2 separate regions of the Homo sapiens genome follow, and region 2 is linked to region 1. Evidence: chromatin loops called from intact Hi-C (ENCODE). Cell type or tissue: PC-3. All regions are shown on one strand. Each heading gives the region's core, and the rest is flanking DNA. Links, peaks and the distances in the headings are about the cores only.

Region 1 (15,575 bases), core at 7,006-15,005:
AAAAAGAAATTTTAAAAATCATTATTAAAGGATTTTATTCTCAAAAGGCTGTAGATCCAAACAGCTTTACCAGAATGTTATTTCAGAAATTCCAGGAGCAAATTATTATGCTACGTAAGGCACTCAAGAGACGGAAATGATAGATATGACGTAGAATATATATTTTTGTACATCTAGCCATGTCTCTGGTATCAAAGCAGCACAAAAAATGAAACAAAGATATAAATCTCAGTCATAACAATGTGAAACTTATAAATAAACAGGAAACCTGTATCTAGCAACATATCAAAAGAGTAACTCACCTGGCACACTCAAGGGATGCAAAGATGATTTAAGACATAGAAATATATCATACCACACAGTAATCTCTATGTGGCAAACAGTCAGTAAAGTAACTACAATCACTTGAGATAAAAGTCTTAGAAAATTTAGGAGGAGAAAGAAGGGCACTTCATTCACATGCCCAAACATTATCTATGTTAACTGAACAGTAAAGAGAATAATAAAGGTTGAACCCCAAAGGCATTATTCCCTTTAATACCAGATACAAAACTGGTGTTATACAACCAACACAATTATCTAACACAATGCCAAGAAATCTATCCAATGCAATGAGACATAAATGAAATATGTATCTGATATTTTAGATAAATATGTATCTGATATTTAACAAGATAAAATTATTCTTACTTACAGATCACAGGAGTGTATTATTAGAAAACCCAAGACATAAAATACAGAGGCATGAGGAAATATCAAGAGTATTCAATAAGTTGATTGCACATAAAATAAAAAGAAACAAAAACCCAGTATACCTTTGCTATTAAAAGCAATGACCAGGAAAGGAAAAATGCATACAGAAAAAAACTTCCTACCTAGGAATAGGCCAGAAATGAAATATGAGGTAAATCAAGGTAGAAAGCTCAGAAAATGAAAAAAATATATACTCCATTATTATCTGGGGAAACTGAATTTAAAGGAAAATTATTTAAAATAGAGACAGGGTCTCACTATGTTGCCAGGCTGGTCTTGAAGTCCTGGGCTCAAGCGATGCACCCACCTGGGTCTCCCAAAGTGTTGGGATTCCAGGCATAAACCACCGTGCTGGGCCAGGAAACTGGATTTTAGAGAATGATATTCTTTTCAATTCAAGGCTTTAGTAACATTCCAGGCAAAATCCGAATGGTATATTCTTTTAAATTTAGTTCAAATCATTCTAAAATTCATCTGTTTAACTCAGTTATTTGGTTTTAAAAATTATATCTGAAAGGAACAATCCAAATTAGGAACAAAGAATTTTACACAAAGAGGTTTATTATTTCTGATGGCAAAAAGAGTGGTGAGAAAAACCGTAAATTACACACAACGATTCAGTGATGATGGCACATACATATGATGAAAGCAAGACACAAAATAGAAACTCACAGAACCAACACATGAAGTACAGACTCAATTTTTAGAAATACATGAAGACAAAAATATTTTAAAATATTAATATTTTAATAAAAGTTGCCTCTGGTTTTAACTGCTTTTGAAGGAATTATGGATTTGGGCTTTAAAAAAATAGTTATCTGAACCTTACCGTTTCCCTGTTGCTTTAGTAAGCCTCATTATGTTCCCCTTATTGAATGCTTTGGTGAGCGTGGTCTCTTTAAGGGCTCTCTACCGTATGTGACTATAATGTTTGCCATATTTTAGAACGTCAAAATTTAAGAACGGATGGATGGATAGATGGATGGATGTGGTGCAAAGTGCTTAACTGCTAAAAAACATTTTTTATCCTGAATTCACATACACACACACACACACACACACACACACACACACACACAGATTCAGAGTCATGTCTGGATGGACCTCCTCTAAATTTTGGGGTCCATTGAGTGAACACGGTGCTGCCTTTTGTACCCTTGGCAGGGAGCAGCTGATACCTGCCTCCCTAGAATACAGCCCAGGTGCTCGCCTCCCCAGGTCTCCTGTCCACTGTTCAGACACCGACCCATTGGGCTCTGCTGCAGCATTAACCACTGCCCGACGTGGGAAGGGAGGGAAGCGTATGAAGACAAAGGATATTATTTTACTATCTCTCTAACTTCCTGTTCAATTTCTCTTTCCTTGTTTTGTTCCTCTCGAGTTCTAAAGACCAAAGACAGGGTTCCCCTTGGAGTCCTCTGGAGGACACTAGTTAGTGAGAGGAGTTGAGGAAGGGGAGAGGGATGAGGCTGTTTTCAGGGCGTGAGGGATGGGTATCTCACATTATTCTCTAGAAATAGTCCCAAGTTCAGCATGGTCTCCATAAGCGAAATGATGTTACAACTCTTAGAACCAACCAAATGCATGTTTCTACCATAAAGGATCTTGTTGCTTTGCCACTTATCCCTAATTTGAATATATCATCCCTCAAAAGATAAAATAAGTTTAGCAAATGACACAGAGAACAAATTCTAAACTAGAATATGGATCCCCCTGTACTTAAAAAAGTATAAGGGATACCCGAGCTCGAAGGGCAACATTGCCCAGAACAAGGCTGTCTGTTGTCTGCCAGACTTCAGGCTCCAATGGGGCACAGGCTGCCTGGTGCTTCCCTCAATGCAGAGTTAGTGGGGGCAGTGGTTCTCAGATCTCTGTATGCACAGGAATTATTCCTCAGCTCTGGAGTGAGGCTCAGGAACAGACATCTCCAAGAGTGGGAGGAGAAGAGGGTGGGCTGGGAGACAACTGTCCCTGGGCCACCACGTGCTGGCAGAGAACTCTGAGGAGTCCAAGAATTCTCTATGAAACCTGCCCTCCCTAGTCACAATGCAGGTGTATTAGACAAAGTATGAAACATTTCATTCATTTATCAGCTTGTGAGCTTGGCTTACAGCTTCTAAATATTGAGATATACAGTGTGTGAACCTGCATGTGTATGAGGCTACAGATATCCTATCAGGGGACAGGCCCAAAAGGCTCTGACAAGGACTACAACTCCTAATTTTGGGGGCTAGGGACAGTAAGGTTTATTCCCAAGTCAGGAATGTGCTATTCCAGGGAAACATGGATAACTTCAAGTGACCCAGCCAGGTAGAGCCCAAGTTTCTCAGGGGGAGACATTTCTGACACTTACAGGATCCCTAACAGGAATTGCCAGGGAGGCCCTGGTAAGTGCATTTCACAGAGCACTTTCTTAGGACTTAAAGACCAGTTCATTTCTATTTGGTTCTTTTTATTCATTTCTTAGTTTCTAAATTTCTTAATACATTTCAGGAGTTCCTGACAATAAAAGCATTAGGAAGTGGAAGTGATAACAGGGTTGGGTCATTTCTCAGGCAACAGAAATGTGGCTGGGTTCCACAGGCAGCAGGTGAGGCTCTCCCAGGTGTTTTTAGCTCAGCCTCAGCTTAGAGCCAACAATCTCTCAAAAGGAAACGTTCATTCTTAACTCGAAATTCTTGAAGGAGAGAAGGAAAATGAAGGGCCAGTTGACCAACACCACCAAAGATATCTTAGCTCCACCCAGAACACAGGGGAATAGAGTGAAGTGAATTACCAAGATAATGATGCTAAGGAGGAAATTTAAAAAAAAAAAAAAAAAAAGGAAGGAAGAAAAAAGAACCCAACAGCAAGATATTGCTACGCAACAGACAGAATGAGAAAGAGCTCAGCCAAGTTAAAAGTTCTTATGTCATCTCTTATGTGCTTGAAATAAAAACAAGATTGAGATGCACTCTGCTAAGGACTGCAGTTTAAAAAAAGTGATTTTAAAAACTCAATGATCACACCAAGTTTTATATCCTTCAGGTTAAGAGTTAGGGCACACATTTCCACAGTGCAAACCCAAGAGAAAAAGAAGTACTTATTGAGGAAAAAAACGCCTTTCCTGGTATTCTCAAAGTACTTGATTATTTACCTCTCAATAAGCTCGGCACTAATGTTTTTATCTCAAAGGATCTCAGAATAAAATGTATGTGATACAAAAGCACTCACAGCACAAGACTAATTTCTAAAGAAAATTATATGGGAATTTTCATATGTAATACCCATAGCAGGAATGGTTACATCAAAATGAAGTGAGAAAAACTAAAAAAATCTAAGAAGTTTTTACAATAGAGGTGGCTCTGGTATACAAGGAAAAACTGAGGCCTCACAGTACCCACATTCTTACCCCATGTCAGTTACCTGAGGAACTCAGAGGTTCACCCTTTCAAACAGTATGTCGGCCTAGTTTGTTTTACTAAGTAGTAATATGTTTTATAATAAAAAAATTAAAATAAAGAAGGAAAAGTCTTGACCTAGATGGAGAGGAAAAACTGCTGGAGTGTTATAAAACTGAGATGATATTGTTCTTTGTTGAGAACAAATGAAAATGAGTCCCTACTTTAAACATAGGCATGTAACTGGCTTGCAAGAAACTTCTGCGGTATAAAGAATTTCACTCAGGTTCGAGTGGGACTAAGTAAATCTAGTCCAGCAACCCACTGGATGCTCTGTATTACCTCTATAATACCCCACACCCATGGTGTACAATTTAAACAACCTCACATTGCAGTACAGGAGCTCCCTTTCCCCTGGGTAAACATTTTGGACGGGTCTCAGAGGACAATTCGGTTTTCCTTATACCAAGCCTAAATCTGTCTCCCTATGGTTTCCATGCATTGGACCTTTGATCCATACATTGAGGACAAGCTGGATGCAGCTCCCACAGGACAGCCAACCACCAACAAATATTTGAAAGCAGTTATCATGTCCCTTGGCACTTTCTGCCCACCTTCAACTTGCAAAACTTCTCTTCCTTGGTTCTTCTTTATTTTTTCAGAGATGGGGTCTCCCTATGTTGCACAGGTTGGAGCATAGTGGCTATTCACAAGTGCTCACTGCAGCCTTGAACTCCTAGGCTCAGGTAATCCTCCAGCCTCAGCCTCCCAAGTAGCTGGGACTATAGGCGCAAACCACACCTTCTTATCTGGTTCTGTCAACCACTCTACACGAGGCAAGTCTGGTTCTTTCTCTACCTGATCCAATGCCTATACATCAGTGTATCTTTAGAAAGTGGAGTGCCAGACTAAGGTGCTCTTTTCCAGAGATACTTTGAGTGTAATTCTAATAACATACTTCTATTTCTATAGTTGAGAATCACATTAGCTAGGCTTGGTGGAAACTATCTTTGTCTTGTAATAGTGAACTTATAGTTGATTAAAGGTCCTATGTTGTTATCATAATTTTTAATCTCCTTAGAGCTATTTCATGTTTTTTATTTTTCAAGATCTCTGAGGATCCTGATTCAGTCACTAACTGGATATAAATATTCCTCACAAACAACTCTGATGATAATTGCACTCCACAACTTCATCCTGGAAACAGGTACACCAAATTGTTATGCAGACCAGGGCTGGGAGCCCAGCCCAGCAGCACGATTCTAGAAACAGCTCCCTTGACTGATGCCAAGCCATGCCCTTATCATCCACCCAACAACTACATCTCCTAACTGCTGTTTAACACAACCATCTTCCTCTGCCTTGGCCGTAGTTTCTTATTAAAGGTTTTGCTGAAGTCCCGTCAATCATATTTACTGTATTTTCCTGAACAACCAGTCTAATGATATTGTGAAAGAAAATATCAGCCCGGTCTAGTGTGACAGTTTTCTTAGTGAACCCAGAGGGTATCAATGATCACCATTTTATCTTATAACAGGACAACACGTTTATGATAATAAAAATAGAGTTTTCTCTAGAATTGACTTGACCCTACCCTTGGAACTTTCTGAATTCATTTTCTTGTCCCCTTTGAAAGTACAGAACGATAGTCACCACTTTCTATCTCCCCCAGCAAATTGTTCTTTTTTTTTTTTTTTTTTTTGTAATTGATCAAAAATTTCTGATATTGGTTCATCGTGCCATTTGTAAGGAATTGCAGTCCTGACGTTGCCACTCAACTGGCCTCTGACTCCCTTACCAATCAACGATCTTACTCTTGTGTCAGCTGGGCACGCATGCTTCCTTTTCCTGCTGTCTCTGTTCCCAATGGGAAGCCCCAGGAGAACGGGTCTCATCGGCGTCATCACTGTCCTCTCAGTTCTCGTTCCAAACAAATAACAAAATGAACAAATGAACATTCACTTGGACCAACACAGAAGATGAGCAAACGAGGAAGTGAGCTGCTTGCTTTCACTGCCATTCGTTGATTGTAAACCATTCATTCCAAGGGATGTGCCTCCCCGTTCCTGGATCCCACAGCATCCTCTCTGTGGCCATCAGGACCCACAGTAGCCCCAGTGGACTGGATATGTTCAGGTAAGTCTATGTCACTAGTTCTTTCTTATTTCCACATATTTACTTTCTTTCAATCTTTTGTATGTATCTAACTTTATCAAAGAATTCCATTGAGATCTATATTCTTCAAACTTGGTCTTTTCTTTCTTAGATAATCCATGAATGCTTACAGTGGCTTTCTGGAATGATCCTCAACTGACTTGCAGCACTTTCTCCAAAGTCTCTTGCTATTCAACAAGGCCCCCAGGGAAGCCAGGATTGACACTCGGAGCTGCTCCTGGGCACCTGCTCCTGTGCCTGCACGAGGCTCCAGAGGCTGCCCTGAGAGCTGTTTCCCTCTGGAGAAGCCTCATCTCTGCCTCTCTCCATGTGAGGCTGCGGCTTAAAGTGGGACGGTAAATAACACAGGGCTGGGTAGGGGAGTGCACTGGGAGCTTGGAGGTTCAAGTTAAGAAGTTATGCTTCTTCTAAGTGTTGCTTCCAGCTTTAAGTTTAGGATAATCGATAGCACACCTGACCACATCAATAGACAGATGCCTCTTCTGGATGAGTTCATGGGTTTCAGCCTGAGTGGAAATATTCAGTTATAGATGAGCATGTGATTTTCACCTGTGTTTTGATCAAAGAGTCTGAAGTTTCTGATGAAGTGTTATATTCGCTTTCAATGGTATCTAACTGGCCATAAACATGTGGGAAAATATCAAACTTGAGGCAACTTGACTGAAGTGGACAGGGGAAGGGGACTGTCTTTGTTGGGGTGAAGTGTGAGATAATAAAATGCATACATTTAATAGTTAAGAACATCTAAAGGCCAAACCTTCCTTATATGCACCAAGCAGCCATTAAAACAATATGATTTGTGTATGAGGAAACTGATTAATCAGTAGCAAACCACTCACTAATGAGTTTAGTGGCCTTCAATATGTTTTTTAGCCTTGCTAGACCTCCTTGTAGTTGGTTAGGTCATTTTTAAGATTCCACAACTAGGAGGGACCACAGCAATAATGTCCAGGAAGGAGGACACAAACCAGCTACTAAAAGAGGATTATGTTCATTCCTACAGAACAGAACAGAACCTACACCCCATTCCTCTGAATCACCATTTAGAAATAAAATGTGGTCAATCTACCAGTCTATTTTATTTGTCTGAGTCCACCTAGCCTAATGCTTTGACTATTCAGTCCCACTTTGTTTAGGGGAAATGTGGCCACTGTAGATGTGGCCACTGTAGATGTATGGAGTTATTTGCTGGGTAATGCCTGTGTACCCACAGATAGCAGTGTCATAGAGCACTCCACAGCCAGACTGAGTCCCCAGCCCAGGGGAGCTTAGGCAGCACTCAGGCAAGAAGGGGTGGTACTGAGGGAAGCAGAATGAAGTTAAAGGTGAGACCACCTGAAAAAGGCAGAGCCTACAGCTTAAACCCTGCCATAGCTTTAGCAGTTTCTGAAATAAAGCAAAGAGAATCACCATATGGCCCAGCAATCCCACTTCTAGGGATATACCCAAAAGAACTGAAAACAGGTGTTCAAGCATGAACTTGTAAATGAATGTTCATAGTAACACAATAGCCAGAAAGTAGAAACTCAAATATCCATCAACGGATGCACGGATAAACAAAGTGTGGTATAGCCAGCCATCCAAGAGAATATTATTCAGCCATAAAAAAGAACAAAGCACTGATACCTGCCACAGCATCAATGAACTTTGAAAACATGGTAAGTGCAAAAAAGGCAGACATCGTACAAAAGGTCACATTTTGTATGATTTCATTTATAAGAAATATCCAGAATAAACAAATCCATAGAGACAGAAGGCAGGTTGGTGGTTTTCAGGGGCTGGCGGGGAGGGGGAATGGGAGGTAACCGCTTCATGCATACAGAGCTGCCTTGTGGGGTGATCAAAATGTCCTGGAAGTGGACAGTGTTGGCGGTTACACAACACTGTGACTGCGCTCAATGCCACACAGAACTGCAAACTTCAAAATGGACAAAATGGTAACTGCTATGTGATATGTATTTTACTGCAACATGTTTATGCTAGCCCAGTGAGTACACTGGCCAGATCCCTGGCCGGGGCCATCATCTCTCCTCTCTTCCTCCCCGACTTCCTGCTGGTCCTCACCGCTCGTGCCTCTGAGCAGAAAGGATAAACCTAATGAGCCCAAGTGTCAGCGCAATATAAATTACGGCCAGGGGAAAAAAGAAACGACTTGATGCATGGCCGAGGATCTAAGAGAGGAATGTCCACCATTGTTTGTGATTATGGATCACGTCACAATCTAATAGCCATTTTTATTTAATCAATAATTTCCATGCTGAACAGACAGCCCTGTTACAGAGAATCGACAAGCAGGTACTGATAGCGACAAGCCTCGTTATTAATCTTTCCTCTGCCGGCTTATCAGCCAAACTACTGTAAAAGGCACCACCAAGATGGATTTTAGAATCCACCTTGCTCCTCTCCCCCCTCCCTTTTCTTCTTCTCTCTCCTGTAACATTTCATGTAATGCAGACACTACATTTACTTGAGTAACCTGGGGCTTGTGTAGCATAAAAAGGCAGTTCACGTTAAGCAATTTCACAAATCAGTAGGACCTAGACCATTGCTCAGGGTTAGCCATTATAGGCTAATAAATCATACTTTCTCTTTGAGTTGTCAATCGCCAAAAAGCTTTGTACAAGTGCTGGCATCTGTAATTCCGTAAAGGCTTTTCATCTTAAAATAAGATGCTCTGGACTGATAACAAGAATAATCCCCTCTTGATCAAGAAAAAAAAAATCTGCATTATATCAATTAAAGCTACAGCCAGAAGCCAAATGGCTCAGTACTGAGATTCCAGTGAAGTTTATCTCTGCTAAACACGAGGAGGAATACAGTGAGGGCTGTGTTTCACTTGCAGCTTGACTGCTTTATCTTGTGGTAGAAACTGCACCAGAGGAACCTGTGCAAACTCTCCCTGCCCCCAGGAAAGGCCACCAGGAAGACCTCCTCTTCACAAACTGGGCTCTCCCGCATGTCCTAGAGAGCTCCTTGGGACAGGTCACATGTGCTGAAGCACAAGGGAGAGCCTAAAGAAACACCATGTCCCTTTAGGCAGGTAGAGCAGCCGAGATAAGATTGGGCCGGTTATGTTAGAGACATGGTTGACCGGAGAGAGTCCTGTGAATCTAACAGAAGACAGCTGGTGCAGTTTTGTTTTCCTGATTAGAAAGACATTTTCATTCCTGCCAAACAGATCAGGAACTACATCCCATTCATCTGAATCACCACTTAGAAATAAAATGTGGTTGACCTACCTGTCTATTTTATTTGTCTAAGCCCACCAGACCTAATGCTTTGAATATTCATTCTCTGTATTCGTCCAAAACAATCCTGCCCTGATTGGAAGAAAAGTGGCCACTGTAGATGTATGGAACTATTTGCCAGGTGATGCCTGTGTGCCACAGGATTATATATTCATAACTAGAAAATAAGACACACCTTATTTTTTTTTTTTGAGACAGTCTCACTCTGTTGCCCAGGCTGGAGTACAGTGGTGCAATCATAGCTCATTGCAGCCACCTCAGCCTCTCAAGTAGCTGGGACTACAGGTGTGCCTCACCATGTTCGGCTAAATTAGTATTATTATTGTTATTTTGTAGAGATAGGGTCTTGCTATGTTGCCCAGGATGGTCTTGAACTCCTAAGTTCAAGTGATTCTCCCACCACGGCCTCCCAAAGTGCTGGGATTATAGGCATGTGCCACTCGCTTGGCCTGGCACATCTTATTTTGCACAAAGCAAAATAATGACAAAGGAAAAATGATAACAATCACAATAAAAGCTAACTGGCTCTAAAAACTTGACTAGCACTGTAGTAGGTATCTCCCATAAACTATCAGAGATAATTATCCCAACGACCCTGATAATCCTGTTTTAAAGAAAGATAGCAGAATCTTAGTACCCTTTGGTAAAGAGCCTGATGCCACACAGGCAAGACACAGAGGTTCCATGGGTAACGTCTCCTCCCAGCACTCAGCCAGCAGCCCTGAAGCTTCTGACTTCTCTCTGGATATCATGCAGAACATCCACATCAGCTGCTCAAACTGTACTCGTAAAACATCTCCAAACTATCCTCCCAAATTTTAAAAAATAATTTCAAATAACTTCCACTGCAGAGTCTCACTTCTGGCCCTACCCCAGTCTAACCTTGCCCTCTTTAATACACTGTACTTGCAACTTGCCAGGTTTTGCAAGGCTCAGCCCCATCTTTCTAAAGCTGATGCTGGCTCAAGCCATTCCTCTCATCAAAAGCATTTAATTATCCTTACTCCACCTGGAATAAAAGTCAGACTCCTAGTCTAGCAATCACATCTCCCATGACATGGTGCTACTCGGCTCTTTAATCTTACTACCCACTACCCTTCTGCCTTCCGGACATACTTTGGTTCTGCTCTAACTGCATTACTTATCATACCACTCTTCAACCAAAAAGCATAAAACAAATCATTTGTAATTATATTTCTAATTCAAAGAGATGCCAAAAACCTCAGTCTTTTATTATATTAGCTATAATCATAGATAAAATTTTCCCATACTTTCTGTACCCTTTAACTTCTTCCTGCTGTCTTCTCCACATAGAATCCCCAATGCCTTTCTGCAATGGTCTTTCTGTGTTTACATCCACCAGTTTATTCCATACCATGCTCATATCCAATCTCCATGAGATGTATCTTTCATTCCTTCTTCTGTGCCTTCACCTTACTCATTTTCCCACTGTCCTGCTTGTACATCGATAGTACTCATAACAGCCTGCCCTGTATGCTCCCCTTACTCAAAGGGATAGCCCCCAACCCCAGCACCCTAGATCGGACATGCATGAAGCGTTTTCTTCTAGCTGCTATGCCTGCAATTTCTGTAGTGGCCACCAGGTGGTGACGATGGATCAACAGCAGATGAGTAAACAGGTAAGATGAACAGCAGCCTGCATAGGCGAGCCTGTGCAACTGAAATCAATGGTATACTTATGACTATTTTTAAATGTTCATAAAAGTGCACTTAATCTCTCCATTCTTCAGTTGAGTGAGTTTATTAGTACTACTTGCTATGGATTTTTCCTTATGTTTGAATAAAGCTTTTGAGTTTACAAAGTACTTCCATTATAGGATCTCATTCTATCCTCATAAACAAAAAACAAATTAAAAAACCCAGTGAAGAACCTAGAATGGATATTATTATCTCCACTTTACAGATGAGACACGGAGGATTTACTGCAGGGTGACTTACTTAAATTCAGAAACAGTTTCTGGCAGATGTAGGAATGAAAGACAGATCTCCAACACATTATCTGGTGTTCTTCCCATCCCCCACTCACTGATTAATGCTGGTTTTACTGGTAACTGGGTGGGGTCGGGTGGAGTTGGTTTAAGTTTAAGGCCTTGGCTTACACATTGTCTCCTGAGGATATCCCATTTACAGTTCTCTTCTCTTGCAACATTAATTGTTCTAGAAAAAATAAAAATGCCTCCATGGTAGTATTTGGCTAATCCCAGAGAAGCCTAAATATCCCCAAATCTTAAAAAAAAAGTCCTCGCATTAGAAAACTGCTTTCTGTTCCCGGAGCTCTGTTTTATGTCAAAGCAGGAGCCTGATCTCCAACTCTGCTTGCTATGATCTCAGAAGTTGGAGTCTGTGTGACTTCCCTAGGCCTGAAAAAAAAAATAGTGATGGAGTTTCTCCACCAAGAAAACGGGCTTGGCTGGTTATGGGCCTTACTGAGAACTACTGTGTGCCTAACCTTAGCAAATGTGGTTTTTAAATTAAGCTCTGCCAGTTTACACACGCACACACACACACCCACCCCCCCACACATAGGTATATTTAAGTAGCTTCTTACTAGAGACATTTTAATGAGATCATCTCTTATTTCTAATCTGAACATTCTAAAGAACATTTAAACAGGAGAAACTTTTTCTTTAATCACAATTTTTTTTTGTTTTTCTTACGTGTGTTTTTCTTTCTCCACACTACGCGACAAGAGGAAATATTTAGGGCAGAACTGGGGGCAATACTGTCTCCCAGGGACATCTGACAATGTCTGGAAACAGTTTTGGTTGTCATGACGAGGGAGGGAATGCGCAGGACAGCCTCCCACTATAAAGAACTGGCATCTCATGGGGAGAGGCCTGGGATGCTGCTTAACACCCTACAATGCCCAGGACAACCCCCAACGCCAGAGAATGATCTGCCCTTATGTGCTACAGTGGAGAAACCTTGGTTTGGTGTAACCACCGAAGAAAATTTCCAGAAGGATGTCAGGACACATGAACAGGAGAGATGGAATCTCCGCACTGCAGAAAAGCACAAGGAAGAACCTGCAATGGAAGAAATGAACCCAGAGCGCCGCTCCAGTTCTTCTCTTGCAGTGTTTCATGAACTGGGGGCCTATCGACATCTTTCTGCAATTACTAATTTCATGCTGACATACCAACCCCAACACTGCCTGAATATTAACCTAACCCCTGCTTTTATACGTGACATGCATGGACACAGCAGCCTCTAAATATCTTGACATTTTTCTCTCGTAAGCAGAATCACTAACATTTTATTGAGTATAACTTTTTTAGCTAATTCCCTCACCGTTTTATGTGGTAAAAGTCACTATTTTCCTTGGGAGCAGAGCAGGCCGTGAACCCAGGTCTGTCTGCTTTGAAACACATTCACACTGTACTGCCACTGGGTAATGATGGGAAACAAAATTATTCCTTCAAATCAGGTGCTAATTCTTCTCAAATCATCATCATCACCACCATCATCATCATCATCATCATCACCACCATCATCATTTCATCAGGCCTCAAAAGTTTACCTGCATGATTTACTTTGACCCTAACCATATTTTCCACCTGTTTCCTAGGAGTCTTTTCCAGTATTCCTCTGTACTCCTCCCTCTCTCAGCCCATAGAGTCGCAATACACAATTATGGCTTCTTTATGTTTCACCTCTTGTTGTTCACTATGCTTTTATGTTTCCTTATCTCCTCCTCCCAGTCAGACTGTCCAGTCTTTGAGGGTGTAAATCATGTGTCCACCACAAAGCTGGGGCTGTGGGTACCACATGGGCTGTCCCCAGCCCATGTAGCACCTGCCAGGGCTCTGCACATCTCATCAAGAGCTGTTGAGCAAATGGCTGATCCACTAATGTTGGCTTGTACTTTTCCTAATAAACAGGAGAATACATTATGCCAGCAACATCTGCTATAGGCAAGCATATTCAAATGAGGTATGCAGCCCAGCCCAAAGTGACCACCATTCCCACTTGTCTGGAGTGGATCCATACAGAATATTCCAGGGCACTAACTATTGGCAGAATCTAGAATCTCACCTAAAGTATCATTGAGAACCAGCTAAAAAGCTTTCAATAGGAAAATGTTCCCCAGATGTCAGAAACAGTTACTCGGAGGAAGATTTTGATGAAATATTTCAGGGAGTATACAACGGATGAATGAATTAAGAAAGTAACTAATACATGGCCGCCTCTTAAACTCCACCTGGGGGCAGTCACCCATAACTGTTCACAGCCCCCCGCCACTCCCAGCCCACCCCAAACTCCCTCCCAGGCTGAAAGGGGAGGGGGACTCTGCACAGTACTCCTGGTGGCTGCCAGCCAGCTAGCTCGCACTTGAGGGAGAATCTGTTTACCATCCCTGTCCTAAGGACTATCCAATTCAAACTTTTTGCTTTCTTTGACTGAAACCAAGGTTGAACGAGGCAAGGCCAGGTCTTATTCAGCAGACACACAATGCGGAAGAAAAAGGAAGTCTCTTGGCTTCAGTCTAGCGTACATCCCAGTTTAGCAACAATTAATATAAAATAAGCCACAGAAACCGACAGTGCCACCGCATTCTCCTCCCCCACTCAACCCAGCGAAACACACACATAAAACAATGAGAGACTGAGTGACCTCTTCGAGACCCTCTGTCTGTTTCTCATTAGACCTACTGCATGTGATCTGTGCTTGGCCTTGGACGTTGGGGACAGCGTTTATTTTCATGGCTGTTTCACAGTATGATAAGTGAGAAAATAACGTTCTAAGGGGTCAAATGGTTCTAAGGAGGTCATCCCAAGAGTCAGGGCAGAGATGGGGCTGCCACTCAGAATCCTAGCTGGGCCTGGGGGGCTCTGGCCGGTGGACCACACAGCCCTCACACACCCTCGCAATCAATCTGATCTCCTGAGTGTCTCTTTATGGGAACAATTTCTGCAGGTGCAATTTAGTCAGCAACTTTAAAGAGAACGTGACCCTTAAGGCAAAATTGTCAAAAGATGGCTTTGAAGTTTGTAGTTCTTAGTCTATATTTTATATGCCGTGTTTCCAAATAATTAGAGTAACCGAATTAACTAGCAACTCCATGTAGGGAAAATAAGATCAAAATCTCCACTCATTTGTTTTATGTTTTATGTGCACACAAAACTAATTTCTGCCTCATATCTGAGACCCCTATCGCATCTTAAACTCAATTTTCTCTTAGGTAAGGATAGACAATGCAACTTTAGCAAAGGGATCGAAATTATATGGGAAACATTTAAAATGCAAATTTAGGATCACGGTATTAATGTGAAAAGAATGTCTTCACATCCTAACTCTTCCTTGCGTTTCTACAGACACATCAATTCTTCACAAATTAGATGTGTTTTCTTTATATCTAAATCTCTATATTAAAAAGAAAGCCCCTCATTTTCATGCTGCTGATGTATAGAATTTGTTTCCAAATGGCAGCAAAGGTGATTATGACTGTGTTCTTCTGATAAAGGAAACTTCAGCATGCTTTTAGAGATCAAAATTCGCAGCATATGAAAGCATTTTAAAATCCAAGTAGGTGGTTAATCACTCTACAAAAAGATGAATTTTTGACACAATGCTTCACGGAGACAAATGGAGGATTACAGAGACTTGAACGCCACCCAGTTGAAGCTGGGTGCTAACAGAAATACATCTCACTTTCTCTGCGGTTCTGCCCCACAGGTAGAAGACAACATCCCCCAGTGCGATTGCCAAGGGCCCTGCAGGGTTATGCTGCTGGGGATTGGGCTGGGGAATAAAACTTTTAAAATCATTTGACTTTTTAAAGACCCTTGGGGATAATATTACATGTGTTATTTCTTACACAGAAATACGGGGTTGGATTGTTGAAATTGAGGGTGAAGAGTTGCAGAGTTACAGCAAACAGGTGGACATGAAGTATGGTGATGATACTATTATTCTTTCGATCTCAGCACTGATGTTTTCAAGCATAACCAGCCACTCAGCAGTAATGACTCCACACTGAGATGGAAGTTCTTTATGT
Region 2 (15,575 bases), core at 2,517-10,516, 820 kb after region 1:
AACAATGTGTTTGCATTGCCTTAATTAATTTTTAACACTAAGCTAGTTCAGAGCCTTCTCTGAAGCATACAGTTATAATGCATGTGAATGTCTTTATGTTACTGATCATCTCGGTCAATAAATGGCTGAACTCAAACAAGGTCTTAAAGTACCTTTTCCCTTGCCCCTTCTTTGTCGTGGATCAGCTCCTTTCCCGGATCAGAAATAAACAAAGGGAAAAGCCCACCTTACTTTCTTTCCTCACATTCTGTTGACTTGTTCAACTCACTTGTGATTTTTATTTCCCTGAGTGTTCACAGGAACACTGTCCTCACTCCTTGCCCCCACCCCTCTGAGCTTCCTGATTAATAAGAATTCAATCCCACATTCATTAAGCCCCTTCAGCTTTAACCTTTTCATTCTTCTCTAGCAGAGACCTCTTCTTGAAGAATCCCAAAGCCTCCTCATTCTGAACATCTTAGATCACAATTTAAAATCAACACATCAGTTTCAAGAAAGAGTTATATTGTGATTTACTCATAATCACCCTCCCTTCAATTACTCAGGCATTTATTCACTTCCCTTGGGCTGCAAATCCAAAGAGCGATTGATTTTCAGGCTCATGGTGGATGCCAACTCAGGGATAAGGCTGTTCTGGAGGGGAAGGAGCCACCCATGAGCAGAAGCTACCTTGAATTCATTTTCCACAGTTGGAATTAAATGCTTTTGGCACCCACCGTCAATGTGATTTTTAACATATCATGAAAGGAAGTTAAACTAAAAAAGACACATGCAGGCAGAACAAACAGAGGATTATGGGGTTTTATTCATAGGCATTATGATAGAAAAGGTAAGGTGGTGCCAATGGTTTTACAGTTCATGTCAAGTGAGACAATTCGTGCTGGAACCTCAGAGCTGGTTCTCGAGACAGCTGTACTCTACAATGGAGCAGGGAGCAGTTCATAAGGCACTGGCTGACAGATTCCTCAAAATGTTTGTTCCAATCCTAGGCTTAATAAGTGATCCCCTTAAAGCAAAGTTGGTTCCCCAGAACATTTATACAAACAAAGGGGTTTGGACTCCACTAGGAAAACACTGTCTTTCTGGTTTAAAAGTTGGAGGTTAGTATCAATCTTTTCCGTCAAATTGCATACCTCTAAGGGAAATGACAAGTGGAGAGTGCATGAGCCTTTGGTGTGAGCACCCTCCAAAACCTGAGCCCATTCAGATGCTGCATCTCTAAGGCTCTGACAGATGATCATCCTTTTTACATCCCATTAAAACACTTGTGCTGAGATGATTTCTTCGTCTTGGGGAGATAGAGATGTGAACCTCAAGATGATGCATTGTGTGGGCTGGGCAAGACCTATTTAACTCACCATCAAATGTCTAACTTTTGGATCACTTTACCCCAGCAGCACAACTGCCTCTTTACAATGTATTTGGTTGAACTTGGAGGCTCTACATCTGGTTTCGTCCAACTTCAGCTCATTTGATTTTCCATTGTCCAAAGATCACATCTGTGCATTTGAAATCCCCCACCAAATGCCACCACCGGCTCTGGTTCCCACAGGATATAGTGCTTCTCCTAATCAGAGCTGATGCTTTAATGGCGAGAAAAACAGGCATCAAGTATTCAACAAATCTATTCTTTGGCACCTCTTTTAGCTTTTATTAAGGCGAACGTGAACAAGGGCAACGCGAAGTCTAATAAATATAGAGGACAGGAAAGGCTTACGCTGGATTATGGCCAGGCCTGCTTTGCCCATAATAGGGCATTTAATTTTTCATTTATTGATTACACTGTGTTTGCTACAGTAGCCCAGCTTGCCAAGAACATAGCATTATATGAATTCCGAGAGCAGGAAGGACTCAAGGAGTAACATACAAGGAAATTCAAGAAACTTTCTTCAAAACATTGGCCATTGAATACCATTTTTCTCAATTTTGAAAATAAATTTTTTAACAAGTATAAGGCCTCACATTACATGATGTGAAAAGGCTAAAAACAGCAATAGAAATTACATTCATAAAAGTGCATTGCCAACATACAACAAAGGCTTTGGCTTGTCCTGTGCCTGTGGGGATGTAGGCATGGCTGGCAGGGCTGCCTTGTGCTAATCCTCAGCTCCCTGGAGATGCCCATCCCTGGGCACTGGCTTGAAAATAAAAATTTAAACCTCTCTGATGTTTGACATGATACGAACTGAAGCTTACAAGTTGAGTGTCTGTGCTCGTGGATATGTATATGTGAGTGTGGGCTTTGATGTGTGTGTGCCTATGTGGGATCTATTCCTTTTCCTTGATTATTGTCTGTCCTGGTCATATTCTCATACATTTCTTACCCCTCAGAACTTCTTGGTATAAGAGGAGTACCTATTGACTTAAAAGGGAAATTTTAATTTTAGAGCATTAAATTCCATTGGCATTAGTGATTAGGAGACTCACAGGTCTTTGCTCATCAGACATCAAGAAATCAGAGAAGTCCACATCTCAGGACTCTTAAAAATACGATTAACCTCTCTATTTTTTTTTTAAATGCTCTCTTCCAATAAGCAGAGTATTTGGAGCTTAACGATCATGTATTTACTATTTTGGTAGTTTTTAAGCTAATATTAAAATGGTTCTATTCAAAACATTTGGGACTATTTTAATATGTCACTTGCTTAATACAATCATGCAAACATGTTCTCAACAGGTATGTATTTTATTCCCTCCTAAAGGCACAAAGAGAGGAGGGAGACTTGGCTGCTCTTTGCTCTAGAGCCCAAAGGCATGAACCATTGAGGTACAACAGTTTGAAAATACACATGGGCTCTTTTTTGGTACACATTTGGTTTCCATTTGCTTGAAATAGTTTTGTAGCCTAATAAAAAAAGAACCTACATTTTTTATATAGGGAAGTTAACTGGCTGTGGTTGGAAGATTTTTTTGTTTTTTACTCAGTTATTTTAAGGATATTATCACAATAATGCCCAACACTCCATTAGAGTGACGGAAGTGAGCATTGACTTGATGTAGTATGTTTTATTATTCATCATCTAAAACACCAAGTGCCAACACCCACATATGGGGTTATGGCATATGTACAACAGGAAAGCATTTTCTAGAAAGCAGTAGGTCTTCTATAGCATAATATTCCAAGGTTGCCATCATTCTTTAACCAGCTCCCTAAAAGAAAGAGCAAATGGTCAGGGATTTTTTCACGCATAAAACTACCATAAACTCTAATCAAATGGATGCTTGCTTAAGGATTTGAATTCCGGAGTATCTCCCATGCAGAATAAGTTAAGAGCTAGTCTGGAATATTGAGTAAGGGAAGTTCACAGACCTCGCAGAAGCCAGCACAGATGAACATTCAAAAGTTCACAATTTCCAGGCTTAGGTCAGTCCTTAGGAGTTCACAAACACAGATGGAATATTTCTTTTTTTTTTTTTTATACTTTAAGTTCTAGGGTACATGTGCACAACGTGCAGGTTTGTTACATATGTATACATGTTCCATGTTGGTGTGCTGCACCCATTAACTCGTCATTTACATTAGGTATATCGCCTAATGCTACCCCTCCCCCCTCCCCGCTCCCCCCACCCCACAACAGGCCCCGGTGTACAGATGGAATATTTCTAAATACTTCTACTCAATGTTTACTTTCCTAAAATACCAACTAATAAGCACCACTGGAAGGATTTCTTAATTCATGAGTTCCGAATACACCGAGAATTTAGCATTTAGAATCCCCATGATCCAGGTATTTAAAAACTCACCCGTTTATATTCAATCAGACGTCTATTTTTATAGATGTTCATTTATTTGAAATATAAATTGATGTTCAGTAGAAAGCAGATTTCTCAAGAAGTAACCATAGTGGCCTAACAACAAAGAGGTAATATTTTGTATACCAGTGTGCAGCTTTCTCATTGTGGGGGATTACAACAACATGAGTTCCTCTCTAGCCATCCTCTTCAGGAGTGTTGTAGGAAGGTAGACAACTCCCGGACATGGTGGCTCATGCCTGTAATCTCAACACTTCAGGAGACCGAGGCTGGAGAATAGCTTGAGCCCAGGAGTTTGAGACCAGCCTGGGCAATATAGTGAGACCCCATCTCTACAATCATTTTTAAAAAAGCAAATGGACAACAGATGCTAACGCACTTGGAAAAAAAATTCTACCTTCATAAAATAATGGCTGCCAGTGAGTCCTTCTTATGTGGTACTCTTCAGCTTGCCTTCCCCTTCACAGTGATGCTGTAAGACAGGTATTATTCTCATTTTAAAGGAATAAATCGAGTCACCTCCAAGACCACATAAACTAGAAAGCAGAGTACTGGGATTCAGCTTGAAGATGCTGCTAAATTATTCTCACTGTCCATGAGCTTGAGTCTCCCCTTTGTGCCTGGAGTATTAAGGGGAAGAGGACCATTATATTTTTCTCACAGACATTCTCTCCTACTCCCATCGTTCTATTTCCTGCTAACTCCTGACCCCATTCATGTGGCAAAAGAAGAGGCTAGATTGAGCTGAGTGAGAGCAGGTGTTGGAGGAGGCAAAGAATGGAGAGAATTTCCTCAGTCATGGAATTCTATGTGATTGATTTGGGGTGGTCATGGTGTTTCCTTCACCTGACCAGCAATCTTGAAGCATCATCAGTGGTCCGTAAGATGTACATATGGTCGGGGCCTTCTCTGACCTTTTATGTTTCCTTCTAGCATTATCCAGGTGAATGCTGCCTTCGGGTTTCTGGTGTCTGTAAGTCTCCTGCACAGTACCCTGAAATGTCAGGATTTATCAGGAGTAGTCTCAGCAATGACAAAGCCCACCTGGATTTGTGTTTTTGCTTTTATTTCCTGCTTGTTTTTCCTATTAAGTGTGATCACTCCTCTTCTTCTCCACTGGAAGATAAGCTTGACATGGGGAAGATCGTTGACTCGTGTTCACAGCTGAATCCCCGGAATTGTTCCTGACACACAGGAGGAACTGGAGGCCTATTTGTTAAATGAATGAATCAATCAATAAATGAATATATGCTAGTGATTAGCCCAAATAAAGCAGGAACCCAATTGCTATGTTCTATATGAAGGTAATCAGTTGGGATAGGCTCCTTGTAAAAACAAAAAAAAAGAAAAGAAAAAAAGAAAACAAACAAACACAAAAAAAAACAACCCAATGGTTGATTTCTTATACCTGGCATGTGGCTTTTGGGAGTCAGCAAAAGGCTGTGTTCCTACAGTCCCTTAGGGAGCCAGGCTGGGGAGCAGCACCAGCCCTTCTCTGGAGCTCCTTGTCTGAGGGATACGGAGCTAGGTAGAGATGCTCCGACCTAGAAGTGAAACACATCACACTCACAGGTCCTGGCCAGAACTAGTAACGTGGTTCTACTCCACCACAATGGGCCAGGAAATGCAAACTTCCCACTGGCCTGCAAGGCAGGAAGCTGGGACTATTTGGTAAATTGCATGTCTGGTACCACCAAAAACAAGTGAAACAGTGACTCTGTAGGCATCAAAGTTCAGTGTGTAGATTCAGAACACTAGAGCCAGGAAATGGAAGGAGGTGAACATAGAAGATGGCCAAACTAGCTGCATTCAGCGTAGCACTCTTCATAAGCTGTCAGAGGCAGTGCTTGCAGTGTGGCTACAGCCGCACTAGGCAACACAATAATTGACACACAAGAAGAGCTCAAAAAAGATTTGCTGAATGAATGATCACACAAAACACGAATTCTATAGAAGAAATAGAATCAGAATGAGGCTGACTATTGCTGCTTCTATTTGGAATGGTATTGTTTCATGGAAGGATGTGGGTTCATGTATAAGCTACATCAGATAGCTCACTTTTCATTTCCCTGGAGTTAAAACATGTGGCTCTTCAAAGTCACACACACAAGGCTGCAGAAACCCAATACATTGGACAAGAGGCTATAGCCGTAAGTCCTGGGACTCCTGCCATATGAAAACACCCTCCCGTCCTGGAAGATTTCTGCCTCCTCAGATGGGGGCTTGGATCAAGTGCTCTGCTACCCTGGTCTCTCCAGGTTTGAGATGCTGTTATTCTCTGATCCTGGTTTTGGCTTTAGCACTGAGTTATATTATATTGCTGAGGTCATTGTTTATTCTACCACATGGTTGTAGTGGCCTCATTTTATAAATGAAGGAACAAAGAACAAGAAAGTTCATGTAGAGTCCAGTCTCACACTCTAGTTTTATGCTGAGGCCAGGGCAGTGAAACAAGATTCAGTGTGGGTGGTGAGTATGAGTGTGTGTGATGTGTGGTGTGTGTGATACATATATGTGTGTGTGTGTTATGTATGTAGTATGTATGACTGCATGTATGGTGTATGTTGTGTGTGTGACTGTGTGTGTGGGGGGGTGCATTTTTACCTCTGCTGAAACAGCAGTTCAGGTAATAGAAGCCTCCTGTTCAACCACAAAACAGATTGTTTTCCTCCAAATTCCTCGGACATCGTGGAGCCCTGAGTCAGGATCACTATCTCCACCGTGGAGAGGGAAGATTAACCTGAAAGCAATGTGCAGGAGAGTTGCAGGCACTCTCCCTCAGTGGCAAACTAATGCATGGAAGGCACTCACGAGAAGCATTGAATAGATGCCTCAGATGTGGAATTATACATGCTACTTGATGCACAAAGCCAGGCTACCTGAAAGTTCCTTCTAAAGTTTTAAAAAGAGTGTGAATCTGTGCTGCAAATTTGAAGGCAGTTCCAATTTGGACAGAAAGCTCCCTCTGCTGGCTCCAGAGCTCCCCATTTTCTTAGCGTTAGACAGTGCAACATACTCCACCTGGCAGGGCACAGCCGAAGGACATGGGATCATGGCATGTATGTGCTGAATTAGCGATACCTGGAATGATAGGACATGGCTCAGAAAGGACACCAAAGAAAAAAGGAGCAAGTGGCCTTTGGCGGGGGAAGGAAATGCTACTGACACAGCCAGAGCCACTTCTCAAAAAATAGTCTTAAAAAAAATATGAAACAGCATTTGCACAGATTAAACACTCAAGTTATCCCCTCCATCCTACAATTCACTCTGACTGAAGCATTTGAGCACAAATTATACTCTCAAAGTTTTCTTAGGAACTTATAGTAAATAGAAACTCAAGCTAAAGTTCATCTTAGGAATCTGTCAACCTTACAATGTTTATTTGGAATAAACTCCCTCTCCACGGCAGAGATAGTGATCCTGGCTCGGCGCTCCACGATGTCCGGATAATTTGGAGGAAAACAATCTGTTTTGTGGTTGAACAGGAAGCTTCCATCACCTGAACTGCTGTTTCAGCAGAGGTCAAAACCTGCCACACACACACACATGCAGCCACACACATCACATATGCACACCATACATGTAGTCATACATACTACATACACACAACACACACAGTCACACACATATATATACCACACACACCACACATCACACACACTCATACTCACCACACACACGTTTGTACACACATGTACATGCAACCACAGACCCTAAACACTGATACTTACCACTCACACACACAGTCACACACGCTTATCCACACATGTTCACACCACACACCCACAAAGTCAAGCACATTTTTACTTTCTAAAGTTTTAAAGTCTGTGTGCTCAAATTTAAAACTAGGATCTTATTTGGTAAGTACTCCACACCCCACTCATGCCCAAAAATTTTTCAATTATATCTTCTGACAGATTTGAAATTCCTGAGTAACTCATTCCTTAAGAGGTCACTCTAACCTCTGAAACAGATTTTAGGGGAAAGAGGGTGCCAGAAACCACTCAGCCTAGTGAGACCAGTTTTACAAGTACATGGAGAAGGTGAATATGAAAGGTATAATTTCCAGAGTTCAAACAAGTGTTTCAACCCTTAGATGCCTCTGCTACCCTCTTCCTATAGCCTGAAATATAGAATTTAAGCTCTACTTTTTTGGTCTAAAGCCATGTGACCCTTTTAAAGGGACATGTTAGTCAAGGAGTACAAGGTTTCGGTTTCGTAAGATGAATAAATTCTAAGATCTTACTTATAACATGGTGACTAGAGTTTCCAAATCTGTATGAATCCTTGAAATTTGCTAAGATGGTCTTTGGTGTTCACACTCACACACACATACACACACGCAACTACATGAGGCAACAGATATGTTAATTAACTTGATTAAAGTGATATTCCACAATGTATAAGTATATCAAAGCATCAGGCTGTGTACCTTAAATATACACAACTTTTATTTGTCAATTATACCTCAACAACCCTGGAAAAATAAGATAAAAAGAAATAATGACTTAGACCAAGAGGTTATTAGATAATCTCTTAAAAACAGATTTTGTTGGAGGCAGGAGGAGCAAGGGAAGGAAGGAGCCCTAAGATACTGGGCATCACATCTAAAGAGAAGTTGGGGGAGGTGTGACAGCACTAAGTGGGAGATGACTTCTAGAATGAAGAGCCTTGAATTTGCTAACAGGAGGCTTGGATCAGCTCACGGTGTTGCTAAGCCAGGATGTGGTTTGGGGTTATTAATGAGCACTGATGGCTCTTCATTGCCACGTACTGAGTGCTGTGCCATGGGTCAGATACTGTGCCCAGTTCCCTATCATGGAATCCTCTCACACAATCCTGTGAGGAAGAGACGCATCTCTCAACTTACAAATAGAAAACGAAGGTTTGGTACTTAATCCAGGGTTAGGGAGTTTTGCTCTAGGAAGCAAAACCACCTAAGTGCCCTAATAGGGACTGCTCAAATAGCCATGAATGGAGTCATTGCTATTTTTCTACTGTTTTCACCACAAACAAGACTAATTCTGAATAATAAACTCCTGAACAGTATCCTGTGAGTACCAGCACATTCTTCCAAGGTCATCCTTCAGCCCTCCCTTTAGTGATGAAGATTTTGAATGCCAGAGGGGGCCAGTAGCGAAGCAGTATTGCTCACGAGATGCACAAGCTGCCCCCACCCCTCATTAGGGCAGGACCAAGAGCCAGCCACGATTCTAGAAAAGAAACCAGGCGGAGCACAGTGGCTCACCCCTATAATCCCAGCATTTTGGGAGGCCAAGGTGGGCGGATCACTTCAGGTCAGGGGTTTAAGACCAGCCTGGCCAACATGATGAAACCCTGTCTCTACTAGAAATACAAAAATTAGCCAGGCGCCACCATGCCTGCAGTCCCAGCTACTCAGGAGGCTGAGGGTGGAGAATCACTTGAACCTGGGAGACCGAGTTTGCAGTGAGTCAAGATTGCGCCACTGCACTCCAGCCTGGGCGACAGAAAGAGACTCCATCTCAATTTAAAAAAAAAAGAAAAACAAAACCAAAATGCACATGTAAGTAAAGTATGATTTTTCACCATTTCAAGAACAAAATTGGCATATGATGGTATATATAATTCTGCAACTACATTAATGTTTATAACTGAAGAAACACTCATATCAATATTTTCATTATATTGTATAGTTTTTCCATTGAATGCATTTGTTTATTTTGCTAATTAAAAAAAAATTGTGCAGTTAGAAGTTTCCAGAATCTACAAAATAGATATGAATCAATTATAATAAAATAGCAATTACATTCTAATGTAAATGTACAAAGTTTTGTTCTGAATTTTTCATGATCACTACCTTGATTTAGCCCTCAAGACTGAAGTTTCAAAGTTGAGGGCCCTCCTTTGCATAAGTAAATTAGGAAATATGCTGAGAAGCATTTACAACCCACACTAAAGGGTCTATTGTGAAATACATTGACTTCATAATTGCTATGAAGAGTTGCTTTGCTGTTTTGATCTTTGCATGGTAAAACTCTTCCAAATGTTTCTAAAGAAAGAGAGCAATGTATGAAGTGCAAAAGTGTTGAAATCTACTACTGATCAAAATATTCCATTTGATTGTTTTTCTCTTAACACTGTAAAGCTTAGAGTCCTAATTTAGAGAATGGACATGGGTTGTCTCTGTTCTTTCCTAAATTTGTCTGCCTTCCTATTGGTGGCCCTGAGAAGCTTTTTGCTATTTCTTTGATGACTTTGCATTTGAGGCTTTGCAGGTGTAGGTGGGCTGGGGAGGTGTTTTTGTTTATGTCTTCAAGGAGAGTGCCTGGATAGAGAAAGGATTATTCAGGGGTTTACTTTGGTATTTAAAAATTGATATTCAACTTATTAAAATTACAAATTCATCTCATCTCAGCCTTCTGAAAGTTAAAAACTCAAAACATTTATTTCTTCCGTAAGCTTTTAAATTCAATCTCTATATGTAACTATACATGTTAGTCTAAAAAGTTTTAACAATCACTTTGAAGGAGCTTTGATTCATAGTTGATCCTACTTACAAAATTAATTTTAAAACTTCAAATATATAAAACAACATTTATAAATTTCAAATAATTGATTTCCTTCTAAATACTACAATAGTCTAATTGAACAAACTTTTCCTAAATATTTAAAAATTACACTGTACATTTAATAAATTAAGCTTATAAATAAGAACTTTAAGTTATCTAAAATGATCTAATATTATTTGCAAACAAAGCTATTTCAACTTAGAAATTTCAAGTGTAAATCAATTACTCAATTACACATTTTCAATTTATTGATAAGGTTGACTAATATTCTAATAGATGAAATCTTATAAACATATTCAGATGCCTTATTACAAAAATATTAACATTATGTTTTGATTCTCTTACAGTTTTTAATGTTAATCTAAATATTTTTCCGGGTAAAAGATGCTAACCAGCTAAAATACAATATGTCACTCTCCAAAATTTAGGGGATACCTTCTTAACAGCTAGAAGTTCTTAACAGCTGAAAGTAGCAGGCCTGATACAAACTGAATTCTTGTCAGTGACACAAATGGGCCACTTCAACCAAATGGACAGACTATAACAGAGACTTCATAGCATAATGAAGGGGCTGATATCACAGAGAACCTATGTCCTGTAAAATACAGTTTCCCATAAATGAATGAAAATCTCAGTGAAAATCTGCTACCCTCACTTACCCTGTTACATCACTTAACCGGGCTTTTTCATTCCTTTCCTTCACACAATATTTAAATGTCTTTTCAAAAGCTGCAAAGACCTTGAACTTGACAGACTCTTGCACTTTTTTTTCATATTAACCCTGTCTCTTAGGGCCACAGAATAGATTATAAGATGGCATCTAATCAAATAGTTAGCTATTTATTTACAGTTAGTTGTAGCATGGTTATGAAAAACAGACTTTGCAATCAAATTTGCATGGATTGGAATCCCAGGCCTGCCGTTTTCTAATTAGGTGACGTTGGGCAAGACACTTAAAGTCTCTGGGTCTCAGTTTTCTCATCTGTGAAAAGTATTATTTTGATATTTGTTGTGAGATGTAAATAAGTTAATGTAGAAAAAGACATTAAGACAGTCCCGGGCACATACATTATATAAGCATTAGCAACCACATATTGTTGCTCTTTCATGAGATAGAACATTCTATTGATAGACTGCCTGCCCATTTTGTAATATTCAATAATTGTCCATAAGATGTGCCTGGTAAAAGTTTCTAGCTTAGGCCTTGTGTATTTCTCTATTAATTCGAACCTTACTGAAGTATAATTATTTTTTAGAAAAGAAGAAAATGATCATTCTAAAGCTTTGTTGGAGCACTGGGCCTTTTTGCTTAGCCAAAGGCAACTTCTCCAGGCTAAGCCACTACTGGGAACTCTGAAGCATGGGAGAGGGTGGACCCATGGACTGGCTCACTCAACATCCATCCCAGACTCTTCTCACAGGTCTTCCCTCACACAGAAGTGAAAAGCTGACCACCTGCTATGGTTTGGATATGGTTTGTTTGTCCCCACAAAATCATGCTGAAACTTGATTCTCAATGTGGCTGTGTTGTGGGGTGGGGCCTAGTGGGAGGTGTTTGGGTCCTGGGGCAGATCCCTCATGAATGGCTTGGTGCCATTTTCATGGTAGGGAGTTCTTTCTTTCACAGGACTGGATTGGTTCTTGAGGGAATGATTAGTTCCCACAAAAGTGGGTTGTTATCAAGCCAGGATGCCCCCTCAGGTATGGTCTCTCTTCTCCCATGTCTGCTTCCCCTTTGACCTTCTCCACCATGTTTTGATACAGCACAAAAGCCCTCACCAAAAGTTGAGCAGATGCCAGTGCCATGCTTCCTGTACAGCCTACAGAACCATGAGCTAAATAAACCTATTTTCTTTATAAATTAGCCAACCTCAGTTATTCTTTTACAGCAAAACAGACTAAGATACCACCATGTTCTTAAACTCCCTTGCAACTAGGGTCTGCCAAGTGATTTGGGCTACACACATGAGGTGCACCCATACATGAGTGGGAAGGTGGCAACAAAGATGGAGGAGCTCCGTGGTCCTTATGCTGCTTCTCCTCTTTCTTCTACAATCACAGAAGTGGAAATGTTGGACTGAAGCAAAGATTCCAGTGCCCAGTCCCTGACTTTGTTAATGTTGAGAACTAACAACAACAAAAAAAATATGTTGCTTTCTTCCTTTCTTCACTCAAAAATTTCTTCTGTTTGGTCCCCAGACCATGCACAGTCTGGAGCAGTGGTTCTCAGCCAGAGGAAATGTCCCATCCTCCCAGGACACATCTGGCAATATCTGGAGACATTTTTGATTGTCATGAACAGGTATCAGGTGGGGCTGGGATGGGGATGACATTGGTATTTACTGGGTAGAGGTCAGGGATGCTACTAAACATCCTACAATGGACAGGCCAGTCTTCACAACAAAAAATTATCTAGTCCAAAATGTCAATAGTGCAGAGGTTGGGAAATCCTAGCACCATACACTGTGTTCTGTATCTGCTTACTAAGTGGCTCTTTAGCTCCATGAATATGCTTGTATTGAACCCCAGAAGATGAAGCGATAACAAGTAAAAAGTGAAATTGGGAGGAGAGCATGAGATGACTGTAAGGAGCAGAAAAACTTCCTGGGATTGTGTCTATTTTGTTAGTTTATTGATGAGTTAGTGTGCATTTAATTCAAGTGAGTGAATTCAAGTGAGCAAGTGTTCTAAGAGTAAAAAGATGGAGGAAATTTTGAATCCGTTACCAAAGCTGTTGAAATCATCCCTAGACCCTCACCACCCAAAATGTGGTCCAGAAACCAACACCACTGGCACCGCCTGAGAGTTTTTTAGAAATGAAGACACCCCAGTCCTACCTCTGAGATTTTTAATAAGAATCAACATTTTTAACAAGACCTCCATTATGCCAATATGCACATTGAAAATGTACTGCATAGGCAACACCAGCAGGTGTGTATGAATTGGAGAGACAACTTTTAATTGACAAGTACTTGGATAGTGAATTGCATGGTATCACACTTTTGCTCCCTGGCTGGTAAAATGCAGAATTTCAACATGAGACACAAATCAGTATAACTTCAGATCTGCTTTGTTTTATATCTGATTGCTACTTAATCACCAGTGGCCTGGAACACATAGATTATTTCTTTCTCCCTCTATTAAGTGTTTAATGATCTGCAAACAAGCTCCTGAAAAGATGCCACTTATAGAGACCCTATGGTCCTTTTGTAATATGAGTCATTTCGCCCCTTATTGTTCCTCTTTGTAAGAAAGATGTTTAGTTCGGAGCATTAAGTGTACTATTTAAAAATGTGAAAGGCTATTTATTAGAGAGAGATTACATCTCCCCAACAGAAATATTCCCAGCACTGCCACCCACACACATATGCACACCACTCCTTGTCTATACCCCAAAGAGATTTTGTAGTCGGTACTTCTTGGCGGCCCTCACTTTGCTCCTCCGGAGATCACACACAGACTGTGGCTCTACACATCACTAAATTACCTGTGCAGGGATTCTGCAGGAAAATCTGCCAAGAGTAAGACCATGGCAGAGGCAAATGGGTGGTTTTCAAACTCTATTTCCTGGAGCCCTAGTATTCCTTAGAGCAGTCTCAGGGGTTGAGGGACAGTTGAGTAGTGGGGTTTATGGGACCTTCCACTCCCATTCCATCAAGAGCACTTGTATTTGTATCTGTTTTAGAGATTGGGGTGTATAAGATTGCATTTGAAAAATGCTAACTGTATATGAGAAACATCTGAAGGACACTGGAGCAGATGATTGCTAAGATCTAGTCAAGATCCATTATCCTTTAACCTGAAGAAACACAACTGTAACCAAAAATATGAAAAAAATGCTTACCCTTAACAATAATCAAACACAATTCCATTTTTTATTGTTATTATGAAAAGCATCAAAAAAACACCAACAGCTTATCAGGGTGTGATGTAACACATTCAAACATATATGTGATAGATTATAAGATGATATAAAATTTTTGAGTAGTTAGACAATATTCATAAAAATCTAAAAGATTATGCACATCCTCTTATGTAGCAATCCCACATAACTCTTTCATAGAGAAATAATTCAAAACTGATTAAAATTATACTCACATATTTATTATAGTGCTATTATTACATGAGAAAAACAAAAAACAATCTAAATATCCAAAATAGTGAAAATAGTGCAATTATTCAAATATGAATATAATAACTTTGTAATGACATAATAAATACTTATGACATCATGTTAGGTTAAAAAATACAATATAGAAAGTGTGTAAACTATGCTTTTAAAATTTCATTATGTATTTTAAAAAGAGCAAAACATTCAGAGGAGTTGTATGGATGATGAGATTATCATTCATCTTTTTTCTTGTCACTATTTTCTAAATTTTGTATAATTTGAACGTTACTTATAATGAAAAAACTATTTTTGAAAGATCTTAACAGACTTCAGTGACCCACCATTAAAGATGTATCTTTAAACTTTTATGTAACATCCACCACCCTAGGCACTTGATATTTTAAAAAAGAGAAGAAAGTAGCTCTCATCATTTAGTCAACTAAAGAACACAGTGAAACAGGGTAAGTGTGCCTAAATGTGTGTACACAGCACTACAGGGACCCAGCAGCTGAAGGAACTCATTCTATCAGAGTGAGCCTCAGAATGTATTATCTGTATATTAATGATATGACACACAGGAATACATCTACTTGGATTCATTTCTTTCTTTGTAGTATTTGTCCCCTCACCCCACCCAAAAAGGCGTAAAAGTGCTGAAGGCAGACTTGACTCTATATAGAGAGAGTAACATGGGCAACAAGTTTAGTCTTACTTGTGGAGACTTTTACGCATACAAGGAACAGGGTCAAAGGACAGGACTTTGGAAAGCAAGGAGTCACTGTCACTGGGCCATGCTCGAGAGGTAAAGCCAGAGGGTTGAACAAGGTACTTCCCAGATAACCAAACAGAAACAAAGGCAGCATCACATCAGAGACTCTAGGAGACCTGGTGATTTCTGGTGCCCTTCTATCTGGGCATGGCCTTTTTAATTTAATGCTTATAAAGTAGACCCCTGATCTGAATTTATAAGTTGAAGGATTATTATGTATGCCATTAATTTGTTGGGAAATGGGAAGTGGAAAGGGACTTACCCTAGAAAATTTATCTAAAGACAGAAAAAGTTTTAGACCTTAATCTAATAGATAACATCAGGCCAGCAAAGAGCTCACTGGCTTCCTTTTCCACACATCTTCCTCATTGTTCATTTTCATGCTGGCATG

The links. A loop is a pair of places that touch in the nucleus more often than their neighbours do. Peaks named below come from ENCODE experiments on the same cell type or tissue, not always from the same donor. Only the 100,000 strongest peaks of a DNase experiment are listed, where the experiment ranks them.
Region 2: it touches region 1 in a loop (2.9-fold over the local background); 3 of 110 quality-filtered maps call a loop at or near these places.

What each region holds. Positions count from the first base shown.
Region 1 is chr7:42,003,666-42,019,240 of GRCh38, forward strand. All of the region lies in intron 10 of GLI3 (GLI family zinc finger 3), which reads right to left. Among named protein-coding and RNA genes, the nearest start is that of GLI3, 230 kb to the right of the region's middle. In PC-3, for the core only: a CTCF peak has its summit at 11,152 (motif pointing right); a DNase peak (open chromatin) is centred at 11,176.
Region 2 is chr7:42,825,129-42,840,703 of GRCh38, forward strand. No RefSeq gene overlaps it. Among named protein-coding and RNA genes, the nearest start is that of C7orf25, 79 kb to the right of the region's middle. In PC-3, for the core only: CTCF peaks have their summits at 6,719 (motif pointing left) and 6,918; DNase peaks (open chromatin) are centred at 6,743 and 7,733; H3K4me3 peaks cover 1,155 bases.